Linked DNA regions of Homo sapiens: region 1 is linked to region 2. Evidence: read pairs that join two places in POLR2A ChIA-PET (ENCODE). Cell type or tissue: PC-9. All regions are shown on one strand. Links, peaks and the distances in the headings refer to the core of each region. The heading gives the core; the rest is flanking DNA. Region 1 has its middle 98 kb from the start of MIR4786. Region 2 has its middle 15 kb from the start of MIR4786.

Region 1 (8,338 bases), core at 120-8,119, 83 kb before region 2:
GTTTGGATGTTTATTGGCCGTTCCTATTTCTTCTTATGCAGTTTGCTACTCAGATCTTTGCCCATTTTCTGCTAGGCTATTTGTCTCTTGGGCGTGTGCAGGATCCCTTTATATGTTTTGGATCACTCATCTTTGCCTGGATAGCAATGACATTTTTTCCAGTTTGTTCTTATTTATTTATTTATTTATTTATTTATTTATTTATTTATTTTGAGACGGAGTCTTGCTCTGTTGCCCAGGCTGGAGTGCAGTGGCGTGATCTCGGCTCACTGCAAGCTCCAACTCCCAGGTTCACTCCATTCTCCTGCCTCAGCCTCCCAAGTAGCTGGGACCACAGGCACCTGCTACCACGCCCGGCTAATTTTTTGTATTTTTAGTAGAGACGGGGTTTCACTGTGTTAGCCAGGATGGTCTCGATCTCCTGACCTCGTGATCCACCTGCCTCGGCCTCCCAAAGTTCTGGGATTACAGGCGTGAGCCATTGCGCCTGGCCATTTGTTCTTATTTTTAGCTTAGTTTTTTATATCTTAATGTCATGCAAAAATCTAAATTTTACATAACCAGTGTTATCAATATGTTTATTATATGAATTTTGCTTTGAAGTCTTTTTTAAACACCGTCTTCTACGTGTAAATATGAAAAATATTGTATCTTACATTTAAATAAGATAATCTTAGAGCTCCATTTTTAAAAATTTCATTTTTCATTACATATATCCGGAATTTATTTATGTCTATGGTGTGAGGTAGAAATAGAATGTTTCCCACATGGGTACCAGTTTTCTCAGCACTTTCTATTGAATGGCCTGTCCTTTCCTTACTGGTCTGGGAGGCTGCTTCTATATGGACCCAGGTCACACATACAAACAGCCTCTTTCTGGAGCTTCTGTTGTTTCACTGATACAGGTGTCTATGTCCACACTATGACTCACTCACTGTTGTAAATACCAACCTTGTTCTTTCATATTTGGTAGAGTAAATTTTTAAAAACAAAACTCTTTGCTTTTCTATTTTAAGTTGCTTGAAATGTATGCTTGCATATGAATTTTAGGATCACTTTGTCAAGTTCTATAAAAAAATCTTTCAAAATTAATGAATTTTAATTGACATAATTGTACATACTTATGGGATAGAATTTGATGTTTTGATACACATCTGTGTTGTATAATGATTCAATCAGGGTATCTAGTATATCCAGCATCTCATGTATTTATCATTCCTTGGTGGTGAGAACATTCAAATGCCTCCCTTCCAGCTGTGTTGTAATATACAATACCTTACTATTAACCACCATCACCTGGCTGTGCACACAAACATCATAATTTATTCCTCCCAACTGCAACTTCGTACCTGTTGATGAACCTCTCCCCGTTTCCCTCTCTTGTCTCCACCCTAGTCTCTGGTAACCATGTTCTACTCCCTACTTCTGTGGTAGCGACCTTTTTGTTTGTTTTCGATTCCACATATGAGTGAGATCATATGGTATCTGTCTTTCTTCGTCTGGCTTATTTCACTTAACATGATGCCCTCCAGGTTCATTTAAGTTGTTGCAAATGATCAGATTTCCTTCTTTTTTTATGGCTGAATAGTATTCCATTGTGTATAAGTCCCACATTTTATTTATCCTTTCATTCACTGTTGAGCACTTAAGTTGATTCCATGTCTTGGCTATTGTAACTACTGCTGCGATCAACATGGGAGTGCAGATATCTCTTTGACATACTGATTTCATTTCCTTTGGATATATACCCAGTAGTGGAATTGTGGGATTATATAGTAGTACTATTTTTAATTTATTGAGGAATCTTCATACTGTTTTCCGTAACAGCTTTACTAGTTTACAATCCCACTAACAATGTGTAAGAGTTTCCTTTTCTTCACATCCTTGCCAACACTTGTTTTCTTTTGTTTTATCAATAGGAGCCATTCTAATTGGAGTGAGTGGTATCTCACAGTGGTTTTGATTTGCATTTCCCTGATGATTACTGATGTTGAATATTTTCCATAAATCTGTTGGCTATTTGTATGTTTTCTTTTGACATTTCTCAAATATGTCTTCTTTTGAGAAATGTCAAAAGAAAACATCTTTTGCCCATTTAAAATTTTTTTTCTGCTGAATTGTGTTAAATTCCTCATACATTCTAGATATTAACCCCTTCCCAGACAAATAGACTGCAAATATTTTCTCTCATTCTGCAGGTTGTCACTTCACTCTTAATAGTTTTCACTCCATGCAAAATCTTTTTAGTTTGATGTAATCCCACTTGTCCATTTTGGTTTTTTTTCTATTCTTTTATGTTCTTATTTTAAAAGTCCTTGCCCAACCCAATGTTGCAAAGTGTTTCCCCTGTTTTTTTTCTAGTAGCCTCATAGCTTCAGATTTTTTAAGTTTTTAATCCATTTTGAGTTGATTTTTTTATATGGTGAGAAGTAGGGATTTAGCCTCATTCTTTTGCATGTTGATATACAATTTTCCCAGCACAGTTTATTAAAAAGATTATCTCTTCCTCAATGTGAGTTCTTGTCACCTTTGTCAAAAATCAATTGGCTGTAGATGTGTGAATTTATTTCTGACCTCTCTATTCTGTTCCACTGGTCTATGTGTCTGTTTTTATGCCAGTACCGTGCTGTTTTAGTTGCTATAGCTTCATAATAAATTTTGAAGTCAGGTAGTGTGATGCCTTCAGCTTTGTTCTTTTTGTTCAGGATTGCTTTGGCTAGTCAGTGTCTTTTGTTGTTCTATATTAATTTTAGGGTTTTTTTTCTATGACTGTGAAGAATGACATTGGTATTTTGATAGGAATTGCATTAAATCTGTAGATTGCTTTAAATAATATAGCCATTTAAAAATATTCTTTCAATTTATGAATGCAGAATATTTTTCTATCTATTTGTGTCCCATTCAATTTCTTTCATCAAAGTATTATAGTTTCCAGTGTAGAGATCTTCACATCCTTGGTTAAGTTTATTCCTAGCTAGCTTATTTTTTGTAGCTATTCTAAATGGAATTATTTTCTTCAGTTCTTTTTCAGATGGTTCACTATTAGCATGTAGAAATACTACAGATTTTTTTATGTTGATTTTATACCCTGCAAATTTACTGAATTTTTAAAATTAGGTCTAACAGGCTTTTGGTGGTTTTTAGGGGTTTCTATACATAAGATTGTATTTTATGCAAATAGGAACAATTTAACTTTCTCCTTTTCAATGTGGATGCCTTTTATTTCTTTTTCTTGCCTAATTGCTCTGGCTAAGCCTTCTACTACTATCTTGAATAGAATTGGTGAAAGTGAGCATCCTTGTCTGGTTCCTGATATTATTTTCATCATTCATTCTGACGTTAGCTGTTGGTTTGTCATAAATGGCCTTTATCATGTTGAGGGACATAACTTCTATACCAAATTTTTTGAGAGAAGAAATGTTAAATTTAGTCAAATGCTTTTTCTGTGTCTATTGAAATTATCGTATGATTTTTGTCTTTCTTTCTGTTAATGTGGTATATCACATTTATTGATTTGTGTGTTAAACCATCTTTGTATCCCTAAGATGAAATGTGCTTTACCATAGTGAATGATCTTCTTAACGTGCTGTTTGATTCAATTTGCTAGTACGTTGTTGATAATTTTTGCATCTATGTTTATCAGAGATATTGGCCTGTAGTTTTCATTGTTATTGTTGTTTTTGCATCCCTGTCTGGTTTTAGAATTAAGGTAATGGTGTCCTCACAAAATGGGTTTGTACATATTCCCTCCTCTTCAGTTTTCTGGAATCGTTTGAGGAGAATTTGTATTATTATTCTTAAAAGCTTGGCAGAATTCAGCAGTGAAGCCATCAGGTCCTGGGCTTCTCTTTAAAGGAAGGCTTGTTATTACTTATTTAATTTCCTCACTCATTATCAGTCTGCTCTGATTTTCTATTTTTTTATAATTTAATCTTGGTAGTTTATATGTGATTAGAAATTTATCTGTTTCTTCTGAGTTATCAAATTTGTTGACCCAGCCTGGGCAATATAGCAAGACCCTATCTCTACAAAAAATAAAAAGTTAGCAGGTTGTGGTGGTGCAATCCTGTAGTCCCAGCTACTTGAGAGACTGAGGGAGGAGGATCATTTGAGCCTAGGAGTTCAAGGTTACAGTGAGCTATGATCCAGCTCACGCCACTGCACTCCAGTCTGGTGACAGAGTGAGACCCTGTCTAAAAAGAAATTGTTGGTGTAGTTATTCATAATCATTTTTTATCATACTTTGTATCTCTGTGGTGCCAGGTATAATGTCTCTTTTTTCATCTCTGGTTTTATTTATTTGAGTCTTCTCTTTTATTTTCTTAATCTAGCAAAAGGCTTGTCAATTTTGTTTATCCTTTCAAATATCTAACTCTTTGTTTTATTGATCTTAACAATTTTTTAAACCTCTTTCATTTATTTCTACTCTGAACTTTATTATTTCCATCCTTCTACAAATTTTGGGTTAGTTTGTTCTTATTTTTCTAGTTTCTTGAAGTGTATCTTTAGATTGTTTATTAGAAATCTTTCTTCTTTTTTAATATAGTCATTTATTGCTATGAACTTTCCTCTTAGAACTGCTTTACTGTGTCCCATAGGTTTTTGGTATGATGTGTTTCCATTCTCATTTGTCTCAAGGAAATTTTTAATTTCTCTTTTAATTTCTTCATTGACCCACTGGTTGCTTAGGAGCATGTTGACAAGTTTCCATGTATTTATAAAGTTTCCAAAGTTTTTCTTATTGTTCATTTCCAGTTTTATACCACTGGGGTCAGAAAAGATACTTGATATAATCTCTGTCTTCTTAAGTTTCTTAACTAGTTTTGTAGCCTAATGTGATCTATCCAGCAGAATGTTCCACGTGCAGTTGAGAAGAATGTGTATTCTGTAGCTTCCAAGTGGAATGTTCTTTCAATATCTGTGAGGTACATTTGATCTATGGTTCAGTTTCAGTCCAGTGTTTCTTTGTTGACTTTTTTGTCTAGATAATATATCTGTTGTTGAAAGTAGGTGCTGACATACCCTACTATTATTGTATTGGAGTCTATCTCTCTCTTTAAGTCTAATAATATTTGCTTTATGTATCTGGGTGCTCTGGTGTTGGGTGCATATATAATTACAATTTTTATATCTTCTTGATGAATTGATCCCTGTGTATCAAATAGGGATCCCTATCATTATCTAATGACCTACTTGTTTCCTTGTACAGTTTTTGACTTAAAATTTATTTTATCTGATATAAGTATGGCTACCCTTACTTGCTTTTGGGTTCTGGTTGCATGAAAAATTTTTTTCCATTCCTTTATTCTCAGTCTGTCTTTAACAATGAGGTGAGTCTCTTGTAGGCAACATATAGTTGGGTCTTTTTTGTTGTTAATTTTGGTTACTCTATATATTTTAATCAGATAATTTAATCCATTTACATTCAAAGGTATTATTGATAGACAAGAACTTATTCCTGCCATTCTGTTAACATTTCTCTGGTTGTTTTGTTGATCCTTTGTTCCTTTCTTCCTCTCTTGTTGTTTACCTTTGTGGTTTGATGGTTTTCTAAGGTGCTAAGCTGTGTTTCCTTTCTCTTTCTCATTTGTGTATCTGCTGTAATTTCTTTCTTTGTGGTTATCATGGGGCTGACATAAAGGGTTTTGTAGTTATAATATGTTATTTTAAGCTGATAGCAACTAAACTTTGGTTTCATGAAAATATTCTAGATTTTTCCCTCTTTCCAAAAAAAAATTATTAATGTTCCCTTAATTTACTTTTGTATATATTGTGTGGTCCTTATCCATTAACTGTAGCTGATGTTATTTTGACTTGAAAACTTCATAATAGACAGAGAGGGAAATAACAGATAGGAAGCAGGACTAGATTGCAGCTCCCACTAAGACAGACAGAACAGCATGTGGAGACTCGCATTGTGAACTTTTGCTCCAGAACTACTGCAGGAACACATCAGGAAAGCTGAGAGAATCCACAGACCCTCTGAAGGAAGTGGATTACTCCTGTAGGACCTGGGAGACAACCCAAACACCGTGAGCGCCCAAGCTGTGAAAGTGGGAAAGGGGGACTGTCCACCCCAGAACACACACCCTCACTGGGGAACCTGAAGATCTAGATCATGGGAGAAGGATTTGACCTTACCTGGAGTTGAGTCAATTTATAACAATTCCAAACAAACCTGAAGTCTCCTGGCCAGAACTTGGGGGAAGGCATAAATCTGGTGTGCAGACTCTACAGGTGGGGAGGCACAAAAGACCTGCTTGCTCTCTAAGCTGAGAGGCTGGTAGCCTGGGGCAAGTTCTCAGCCCTGCTCACCCACTACCTGGAAACGAACTTGGTGCTGTTGGAGGGGTGGGCACAGTGGAAGTGAGACCAGCCTTTTGGGCTGTGTGGGAGCTGGGTGAGGCCTATAACTGCCGGCTTCCCCCCACTTCCCTGAAAACCCACATGACACAGCAGCAGCAGCCGTAATCCTCCTGAGAACATAACTCCATTGACCTGGGAACCACACCCCCATCCCCCACAGCAGCCTCAGCAAGCCCCACCCAAGGAGATTCTGAGCTCAGACATTCCTAATCCTGCCCCCACCTGATGGTCCTTCCCTGCCCACTCTGGTAGCTGAAGACAAAGGGCATATTCTCTTGGGAGTTCTAGGGCTTGTCCACTGCCTGATCCATACTACCACAGCTGATGCTCTCTTGAAATTGCCACCTCCTGGCAGGAAACCAACCGCAAAAAAATCGTGCATTAAATAACCAAAACTAAGGACAGAGTCCATTTCACTCCCCTGCCACCTCTACCGGAGCAGGTTCAGGTATCCATGGCTGAGAGATATAAAGATAGTTCATATCACAGGACTCTGTGCAGACAACCCCCGGTACCAGCTTGGAGCCTGGTGGCCCTGCGGGGTGGCTAGATCCAGAAGAGAGATAACAATCACTACAGCTTGTCTCTCAGGAAGCCACATCCCTAGGAAAAAGGGGGAGAGCACTACATCAAGGAAACACCCCATGGGACAAAAGAATCTGAACAGCAGCCTTGGCCGGGTGGGGTGGCTCATGCCTGTAATCCCAGCACTTGGGGAGGCCAAGGAGGGTGGATCATGAGGTCAGGAGATCGAGACCATCCTGGCTAACACAGTGAAACCCTGTCTCTACTAAAAATACAAAAAATTAGCCGAGCGCAGTGGTGGGTACCTGTAGTCCCAGCTACTTGGGAGGCCGAGGGAGGAGAATGGCATGGACCCAGGAGGTGGAGCTTGCAATGAGCTGAGATCATGCCACTGCACTCCAGCCTGGACAACAGAGCGAGGCTCCATCAAAAAAAAAAAAAAAAAGAGAATCTGAACTGCAGCCTTCTGGAGCTCCAGATCCTCCCTGTGACATAGCCTATCCAAATGAGAAGGAACCAGAAAAACACTTCTGGTAATATGACAAAACAAGGTCTTTAACACCCCCCAAAAAATCACACTAGCTCACCAGCAATGGATCCAAACCAAGAAGAAATCCCTGATTTACCTGAAAAAGAATTGAGAAGGTTGATTGTTAAGCTAATGAGGAGACATGAGAGAAAGGAGAAGTCCAATTTAAGGGGAAAAAAATGATACAAGAAATGAGGGGAGAAGTATTCAGAGAAATAGACAGCATAAATAAAAAACAGTCACAACTTCAGGAAATAAAGGACACAGAGAAATGCAAAACTCTCTGCAAAGTCTCAGCCATCGAATCGAACAAGCAGAAGAAAGAACTTCAGAGCTCAAATACAAGGTTTTAAAATTCACCCAATCCAACAAGGATAAAGAAAAAAGAATTTAAAAAATGAACAAAGCCTTGAAGAAGTTTAGGATTATGTTAAATGACCAAACCCAAGAATAATTGGTGTTCCTGAGGAAAAAGAGAAATCTAAAAGTTTGGAAAACATATTTGGAGAAATAATCAAGGAAAACTTCCCAGTCTTGCTAGAGACCAAGACATCCAAATACAAGAAGCTCAAAAAACACCTGGGAGATTCATCACAAAAAGATCATTGCCTAGGTACATTGTCAACAGATTATCTATAGTCAAGATGAAGGAAAGAATCTTAAGAGCTGGGAGGCAAAAACACCAGGTAACCTATAAAGGAAAACCTATCAGATTAACAGCAGATTTATCAGCAGAAATCCTACAAGCTAGAAGGGATTGGGGCCTTATATTCAACCTCCTTAAACAAAACAATTATCAGCCAAGAATTTTGTAGCCAGAGAAACAAAGCTTCATAGATGAAGGAAAGATAGGGTCTTTTTCAGATAAACAAATGCTAAGAGAATTCGCCCCTAACAAGCTAGCACTACAAGAACTGC
Region 2 (8,338 bases), core at 98-8,097:
TAAATTTCACAACTTAGATGACATGGATCAATTACTTGAAAACTACAGCTCATCCAATATAAAATGCATTTAATCTTTAATTTAAAAGCTTCTTTAAAAGTCTCCATGCCCAGGTGGTATCAGTGGAGAATTCTACCAAACATTCAAAGAGTAATTAGTGCCAATTATACACAGTCTCTTCCAGAAAATAAAAGAGAAAAAAGCATATCCTTTTTCATTTTATGCGACTGGTATTACCTTAATAAAAACCTGAAAAAGGAAGCACAAAAATGAAAAATATCAATATCCTTCATGAACTTAGATACAAACATCCCCAGCAAAACACTAGCAAATTCAATCAAACATCACATTAAAAAAAGAATCATACCCCACAATCAAGTGGGTTTTATTGCAGGAATGCAAAGTAGGGTTCATTGAAAATAATATAATACACCATCAACAGGTAAACAGGTAAAGAAGAAAAACTCACATTATCATATCAATTGATGATGCAGAAAATGTACTTGACAAAAGTCAACCCACTGATTTATGATGTTAAAAAAAAACCTCTCGGCAAACAGGTAGAGAGAGGAACTTCCTCAACTCGATAAAGAACATTTACCAAAAAAAAGAAATCACAGCTAACATAACACTTAATGATAAAAGACTCGGATCCTGAATATCATTAAGAAGTTGGAGATGTCTACTATTACCACTCCTATTCAATGTAGGACCAAAAATCCTAACTAGAGTAGTAAGTCAAGAAAGGAAAACAAATGGCATAGAGATTGGAAAAAAATAAAGAAAAACTCTTCTTATTTGCAGATGACATGATGGTATACATAGAAATTATCTCCCCTCAATTATTTTAAAATTCTTAGAACTAATGCGTGTTCATCAAGGCTGCAGGATACAAGAACAACACACGTAAAAATTATTGTATTTCTGTATAATAGCAATGAGCCCATAGAAACTGAAATTAAAAATACAATGCAGTGTATTTACAATAACTCAAAAAATTACCTATGTATAAATAAACATGCCATGTGCAGGATCTGTATGTTGAAAACTACAAAATGTTAATGAGATAAGTAAAATAAGATCTAAATAGATGGAGAGAAATACCACATTCATGAATTGGAAAACTCAATTCTCCCTAAATTCATCTATAGTCTTAGTGTAGTTCTTATTAAAATCCTAGCAGAAATCTGTGCAGATGTGAATAAGCATATCTTATATTTTATATGGAAAGGAAAATAAACTAGACTAGCTTAAACAAATTTTGAAAAAGAAGAAAAATGTGGGAGGAATCACTCTACCTGATTTTAATTTTTACTCCATCATTACGGTAATCAAGACTATAGAGAAACAGAGAGAAAAGAGAACAGAATAAAGAACCTAGAAACAGATCCATACAAGTACTTCCAATTGATGTTTGACAAAGGTGCAAAAGCAATTCAATGGGGAAGGGATAGTCTTTCTACAAATAAATGGTGCTGAAGTGAGTGAACATCCATTGGCAAAAGAAATGAACTGCGACCTAAGTCTCCCTTTATGTACAAAAATTAACTCACAATGGACCACAGACTTAAATGTAAAGTGTAAAACTACTAAACTTGCAGAAAACAACAGAGAAGGTCATCTTTGAGATCTAGGGTTAGGTGAAGAATTCTTAAGACTTGACTCGTAAAGTATTATCAATTAAAAAATATACATAAAATTGGACCTCACGCAAATTTAAGTTTTTGCTCTGTGAAAAGCCCTAGTGACAGAATGAAAAGACAAGCTACAAGGTGGGAGATCACCTGGCAGAGGACAAAATCTGAAATACATAAAGAAGGTCTCAAATCTCAACAATGATCAGCTCAGTCCAGTTAGAAAATGTGCAAAAGACATGAACAGATATTTCACAAAGAGGATATACAGATTAGCACATGAAAACATGTTAACATCACCAGTCACTAGAGAAATGAAGACCACAATGAAATATCACTATACATCTTTCAGAGCAACTAAAATTAAAAATAGAGACCACACCAAAGCCTGACGAGGATGCTGAGAGATTGTCCTTCACACATCATTGGTGGGAATGTAAGGTGGTACCCCACTCTGGGAAACATTTTGGAGTCTCTGATAAAAAATTAAACATACACTTACCCTACGATCCAGCAATTACACTTCTGGGCATTTACACCAGAGGAATGAAACTTTCTGTCTACACAAAAACTTGTATATCAATGTTCATAGCGGCTTTATTCATAATTGTCAAAATCTGGAAACGATGTCAATTTCCTTCAATGGGTGAATGGTTAAACAAACTGTGGTACACTGGTAATGTGAGCTCAGCAATAAACAGAAAAAACTAGCATACAATGCTTCAGTCAACAACAGACCAAATATGCTACAGTGGTCCCATGAGACTATAATGAAGCTGAAGAAATCCTATCCCCTAGTGACACTGTAGCCAGCATATGTCATAGCTTGTCTGTGATGAGGCTGGTGTAAGCAAACCTACTGTGTGCCAGTCATATACAAGTCTAGCACATGCAATTATGTACAGTACATAATACTGATGAAAATAACTGACGATATTTCTGGATTATATTTTTAGTACACTATACTTTTTATCATAATTTTGGAGTGTACTCCTCCTACTTATAAAAAAAAATAGATACCTGTAAAACAGCCTCAGATAAGTCCTTCAGGAGGTATTCAGAAGAAGGCATCATTACCACAGGGGAGAACAATTCCATGTGTGCTACTGCTCCTGAAGACCTTCCAGTGGGACAGGAGGTGGAGGTGGAAGACAGTGACGTCATATTAGTCTGTCCTCATGCTGCTAATAAAGACGTACCCGAGACCGGGTAATTCATAAAGGAAAGAGGTTTAATGGACTCACAGTTCCACATGGCTGGGGAGGCCTCACAATCATGGTGGAGAGCGAAGGGGAAGCAAGACACGTCTTACATGGTGGCAGGCAAGAAAGTGTGTGCAGGGGAGCTTCTCTTTATAAAACCACCAGATCCCATGAGACTGATTCACTGTGACAAGAACAGCATGGGAAAGATCCACCCCCACGATTCAACGGCCTCCCACCAGGTCCCTCCCACAACACATGGGGATTATGGGAGCTACAATTCAAGATGAGACTTGGGTGGGGACACAGTTATACCCTATCAGACATGGATGATCCTGACCGTATGTAGACCTAGGCTAATGTGTGCATTTGTGCCTTAGTATTTTTTTAAAGTTTTAAAAGTTAAAAAAGTAATAGAATAAAGCTTATAGAATAAGGATATGAAGAAAGAATATAGAGCTGTAACATGTATTTTAAGGTAAATGTTATTATAAAAGAGTCAGAAAGTTAAAAAATATCAAAAAGTGTATGAAGTAAAAGACTTAGAGTAAGCTAAGGTTAGCTTACTGAAGAAAGAAAACTTTTAACGATAAATTGAGTTTAGCCTAAGTGTGCAATGTCTATAAAGTCTGCAGCAGTGCACAGTCATGTCCCAGGCCCTCACGTTCACTCCCCACCCACTGGCTGACTCACCGACCTAACGGTGCAGTCCTCAGGATGTATCCCCGTCATTACACAAAGCATGACTGTATTGCCACTCTCACAGCCTGGAGGGGGCTCAAGGGCATTAGGCTGAATTTTAAAAGTTAATCTCTAAAGGTCACATGCCGCACAATTCCATTTATACAAAATTCTCAAAATGACAAAATCACAGAGCTGCAGAACAGCTTCCTGGTTGCCAGGGTTAGGGGTGGGGCAAGGGGAGGAGCCTGGGTGGCGACTGGGGACAGCCTGAGGGAGATTCACACGATGACATCAGCGTGGCAGCCGCCACAGGTGGCAAAATTCTATAAAACCACATGGAACAACAAATGAGTGTGAGGAAAGCTGGCAAAAACTCGGCAAGGCTGGTGGGCCCATCACTGTCAGGTCCCTGGTACCCCAATACGGTGGCTGTGGGGGTGCTGGGCAAGGACACAGGGGACTTCTGCATGCTGCGTTTGCAATTTCTTGTGCATGTGTAGTCATCAAATTAAAAGTTAAAAGCAAAGACACAAAACACCAGTACCCAGGTAAAGAGCGACTGAAGTCAAGAAGGGCCCTCCCATCCCACATGGGAAAACAGCAGACCCCAGCACAGCCCCCACCACAAACGCGAGTAAGGAGCAGAAGGTCTGTACAAAGATTCCAGGACTTTAAAAAAAAAATAACAAAAGAAGAAAACAAATGTAACAGAAAAAAAAAGGCAGGTACCAATGCCACTTTGAAGGCATAATTGTTCCATAACAGAAGAAAATGTATACCTCAACTGCTTTCATGTTTTCCAAGAAATAAAGGAGCACATGAATTCCATGAATCATGACTAAAGAAAAGAAGGCAAAAGACAAGATGAAATACAGAGCTGGAAAGAGAACACAAAGAGGAAAAAGGAAAACCACTTGCGATCTGAAAATTACTTCTATTGTGATTATTATTCTGTGAAGTCAGTTCCTCATGGCAGGAAATCCCCCGAATCCACGCCAGACTCCTCGGCCCTGGCCCACCGCGAGCCGCTGCTGGGTTTAATGCAGTTCCTGTCTCCCACCCTGGAGCTGTGACAGCGACATCTCGTTTCCAACTATGCTCTCCCCACAGGTGACCTCATCCAGGGCCCTGGGGGACACTCTCACCTGTGATTCCCAAGCTGTCTCCAAGCCCTGCCTCACCTGCTCCAGAGGCACCCAGCCAACCACCGGACATCCCGCTCCAGGTCCCTCTGTGCAAGGATGTCAGACCCTTCCGCGTTCCCTGCAGCGTCCCTTCCAAACAGGTGGTATCCGTGTTCCAAGCAGCCCAGGCCCAACCTCGGAGCCTGTGTGGTTGCTCCTTCACCCCACTCCTCCCATCAGCGGATCCTCCGCGAATCCTCCCAGCCTTGACTCCGAAACGCTTTGTCTCCCATCGCCCCGCGGCCACCCGGATCCCACTCCCGAGGTCAGGAGCCCCCGACTCTTCCTCCTGCACCTACTCCTGTCTCTGTCCAGTGCTCCCCACTGGCGCCCGGTGAGCTGAAGACAAGAACCAAAGCAGGCTTGAACCCCCTCCCGTGCCTTCCCACTGCTCTTTAAAAATGAAGAGAACGCTGCATCTGGCTAACGAGATCGTAACAAGATCGCCACCCGGCGTCTCCAAAGCCGGGATGCAGCCACCCAGGCGAGACGCTGCCCTGACACTGCAGTGATGTGCGTGCTTGGCACCAACCGGTGGCCTGGCTGCTGCCCTGGAGACAGGGACAATGGCTGCATCAGCCACCCATGGGTTACGGAGGACGGTACCGGGCAGAGACGCAGACACCGATGACTGAGTTGTCGAAGGTGGTTGAGAATGGGAAGGAGGGGCCAGGGTCTCACGAGGCCATTTCTCTTGTGGTCTCAGGTCTCACTCCTGAGCCTCCATAAAAAGGAAAAAATGAGTCAAAAAGAGCTCTTGCAAGGAATGCAAAATAAGCCATGGCAGTGTTTCCTCACCTCTCAACGTTATTTAATCAGTGGTGATTTTCCTTCTTGTGGGAGGCTAGTGCACCTCACAAGCCCGGGAAGTGCGGCAGCCCTTGCTGCTCCAGCAAGCTGCCCTGCTCCTCCGCCGGCCCTGCTTCTCCACCAGCCCTGCTCCTCCACTGCTCTTGCTCCTCCACCGCCCCTGCTTCTCCACCACCCCTGCTCCTCCACTGCCCCTGCTCCTCCACTGCTCTTGCTCCTCCGCCGGCCCTGCTTCTCCACCAGCCCTGCTTCTCCACTGCTCTTGCTCCTCCACTGCCCCTGCTTCTCCACCAGCCCTGCTCCTCCACTGCCCCTGCTCCTCCACTGCTCTTGCTCCTCCGCCGGCCCTGCTCTCCCACTGCCCCTGCTCCTCAGCCAGCCCTGCTCCTCCACTGCCCCTGCTCCTCCACCAGTCCTGCTCCTCCACTGCCCCTGCTCCTCCACTGCCCCTGCTCCTCCGCTGCCCCTGCTTCTCCACCGCCCCTGCTCCTCAGCCAGTCCTGCTTCTCAACTGCCCCTGCTCCTCCACCAGTCCTGCTCCTCCACTGCCCCTGCTCCTCCGCTGCCCCTGCTTCTCCACCGCCCCTGCTCCTCAGCCAGTCCTGCTTCTCAACTGCCCCTGCTCCTCCACCAGTCCTGCTCCTCCACTGCCCCTGCTCCTCCGCTGCCCCTGCTTCTCCACCGCCCCTGCTCCTCCACCAGCCCTGCTTCTCCACTGCCCCTGCTCCTCAGCCAGCCCTGCTTCTCCACCGCCCCTAGTCCTCCGCCAGCCCTGCTTCTCCACCACCCCTGCTCCTCTGCCACCCCTGCTCCTCCATTGCCCCTGCTCTGACCTTTGCCATGACCTTCACATCCCCTGCAAATTTCCTCCTTCAGCCGTGCATGCAGATCATCTCCCAGGATGCCCTCCTCAGAGACCTTTCCTGACCCCGTCCCCATGGATCCCGTCCTGATCGCCACTTCGCCGAGAGAAATGACCAGGTCACACCAAGCAGAAAGACGGTCCTGCCTGTCTGCAGGCAGTGGCTCCAGTCCCTCTGCACCCCGCTGTCCGCAGCCTCTGCTGACCCTGCCTGCCGCCCCCAAAGAGCTCTACAGACTCACAGGTGGCACCCGGCCAATCAGTGGTGAGCACCAGGAAGGAAAGGTACACAGGGCGGGGTTGTGGGAAACAGGGAGGTGGAAGGCAAGGATGCACCGGGAGCCGGACCAGAGGGCGTGCAGAAGAGTTCCTGGCAGGGGAACAGCAGGCATGGAGGCCCCGGTGGATGGGTACAGCGAGCTCAGGAGGAGGGGCAGGGTCCAGGAGGGGTGTGGCAGGGAGGGAGGTCAGGAGGCCGCAGGGTCCTGGTGGACGGGTACAGCATGCCCAGGAGGGGGGGCAGGGTCCAGGAGGGGTGTGGCAGGGAGGGAGGTCAGGAGGCCGCAGGGTCCTGGTGGACGGGTACAGCATGCCCAGGAGGGGGGGCAGGGTCCAGGAGGGGTGTGGCAGGGAGGGAGGTCAGGGGGCAGTAGGGCCCTGTGGAGAATGGCGTTTAGCTTTTTAGGGCCGTGGGAGCCTCGGAGGGTTTTGAGCAGAGCAGTGACTTGATTTGCTAAATTGAGTGCTTCTGGTCCCATTGGCTTTTCCCTGTGAGCATCTGAACAGCAACTTTCACCCTGGCCACAGGCATGAGCTCTTTGGGGCAGACCGGCTTAATCCACATGATGTAGTCTCTCTCACTTCTGCAGAAATCAAGGTGTCTGCAGGGCTGCAGGAAAGAAGCTGTTCCGGGCCTCTCTGGAGGTGCCCAGCACCCCTGGCATGCAGGCACCTCGCTCCAGCCCCTGCCCGTCCTCACACAGCCCCCTCCCTCTCCTTCGATGACACTTGTCATTGGATGAGGATGTGCCCGAAAGCCAGGATGAGCTCATCTCAGTATCCTTAACTAACATATCTGCAAAGATCCCTTTTCCAAATGAGGTCACATTCACAAGTCCCAGGTGGACACGTTCTGGGGACACCACTCGCCTCGCCACAGCGTCTTTCCACCAAGCGGGGTCTCCTCGCCACAGCGTCTTTCCCCCAAGCAGGGTCTCCACCTGCACTGTGCCCTCCAGATCTCCAAGCGCCCAAACCAGTGCTTGGCACACAGCAGGTGCCCAGTCAGTGTTTACTCAGTGAATGAATACAAGCTCAGCAAGATGAGAAGGCTGGCCCACAGGCCATAGCGGCCCCCAAGCTGTAACGTCCTGTGAGAAGACAGCTGCCCTGGGGCTCCCCAAGAGCCTCCATCCCTCTGGACAAATCACACTCACAGTACTGGGCTCTGAAGAGCCGCCCTTCATCTGCACCTCTGCTTTTTTTTTTTTTTTTTTTTTTGAGACGGAGTCTCGCTCTGTGGCCCAGGCTGGAGTGCAGTGGTGCGATCTCGGCTCACTGCAAGCTCCGCCTCCCGGGTTCACGCCATTCTCCTGCCTCAGCCTCCCAAGTAGCTGGGACCACAGGCGCCCATCACCACGCCCAGCTATTTTTTGTATTTTTAGTAGAGACGGGGTTTCACCATATTAGCCAGGATGGTCTCAATCTCCTGACCTCGTGATCCACCCTCTTCGGCCTCCCAAAGTGCTGGGATTACAGGCGTGAGCCACCGCGCCCGGCCTGCACCTCTGCTCCTTTAATCACACATGGTTCCTTTTTCATGTTTATTGAATAGACATCTTTATATTTTGCGAAAAAATGGGAAACAAAAACCCAAATACCCTTTTGCCTCTTAGCACCAAGAATCTATTAATTCATTGCTTGGCTGAAACCCTTATTTTGACACTTGTGCTTGGCCGAAAC

What was found. ChIA-PET counts read pairs that join two places held together with the same protein. Peaks named below come from ENCODE experiments on the same cell type or tissue, not always from the same donor. Only the 100,000 strongest peaks of a DNase experiment are listed, where the experiment ranks them.
Region 1: POLR2A ChIA-PET joins it to region 2 with 10 read pairs; 2 of 35 experiments call an interaction of 5 or more read pairs at or near these places.

What each region holds. Positions count from the first base shown.
Region 1 is chr2:239,840,591-239,848,928 of GRCh38, forward strand. No RefSeq gene overlaps it. Among named protein-coding and RNA genes, the nearest start is that of MIR4786, 98 kb to the right of the region's middle. In PC-9, for the core only: no CTCF peak of the experiment used is centred there; no DNase peak of the experiment used is centred there; H3K27me3 peaks cover 2,318 bases.
Region 2 is chr2:239,923,978-239,932,315 of GRCh38, forward strand. It overlaps a transcript of NDUFA10 not described here. Among named protein-coding and RNA genes, the nearest start is that of MIR4786, 15 kb to the right of the region's middle. RefSeq lists a silencer at 4,927-5,148. In PC-9, for the core only: no CTCF peak of the experiment used is centred there; a DNase peak (open chromatin) is centred at 3,534; H3K27me3 peaks cover 3,044 bases.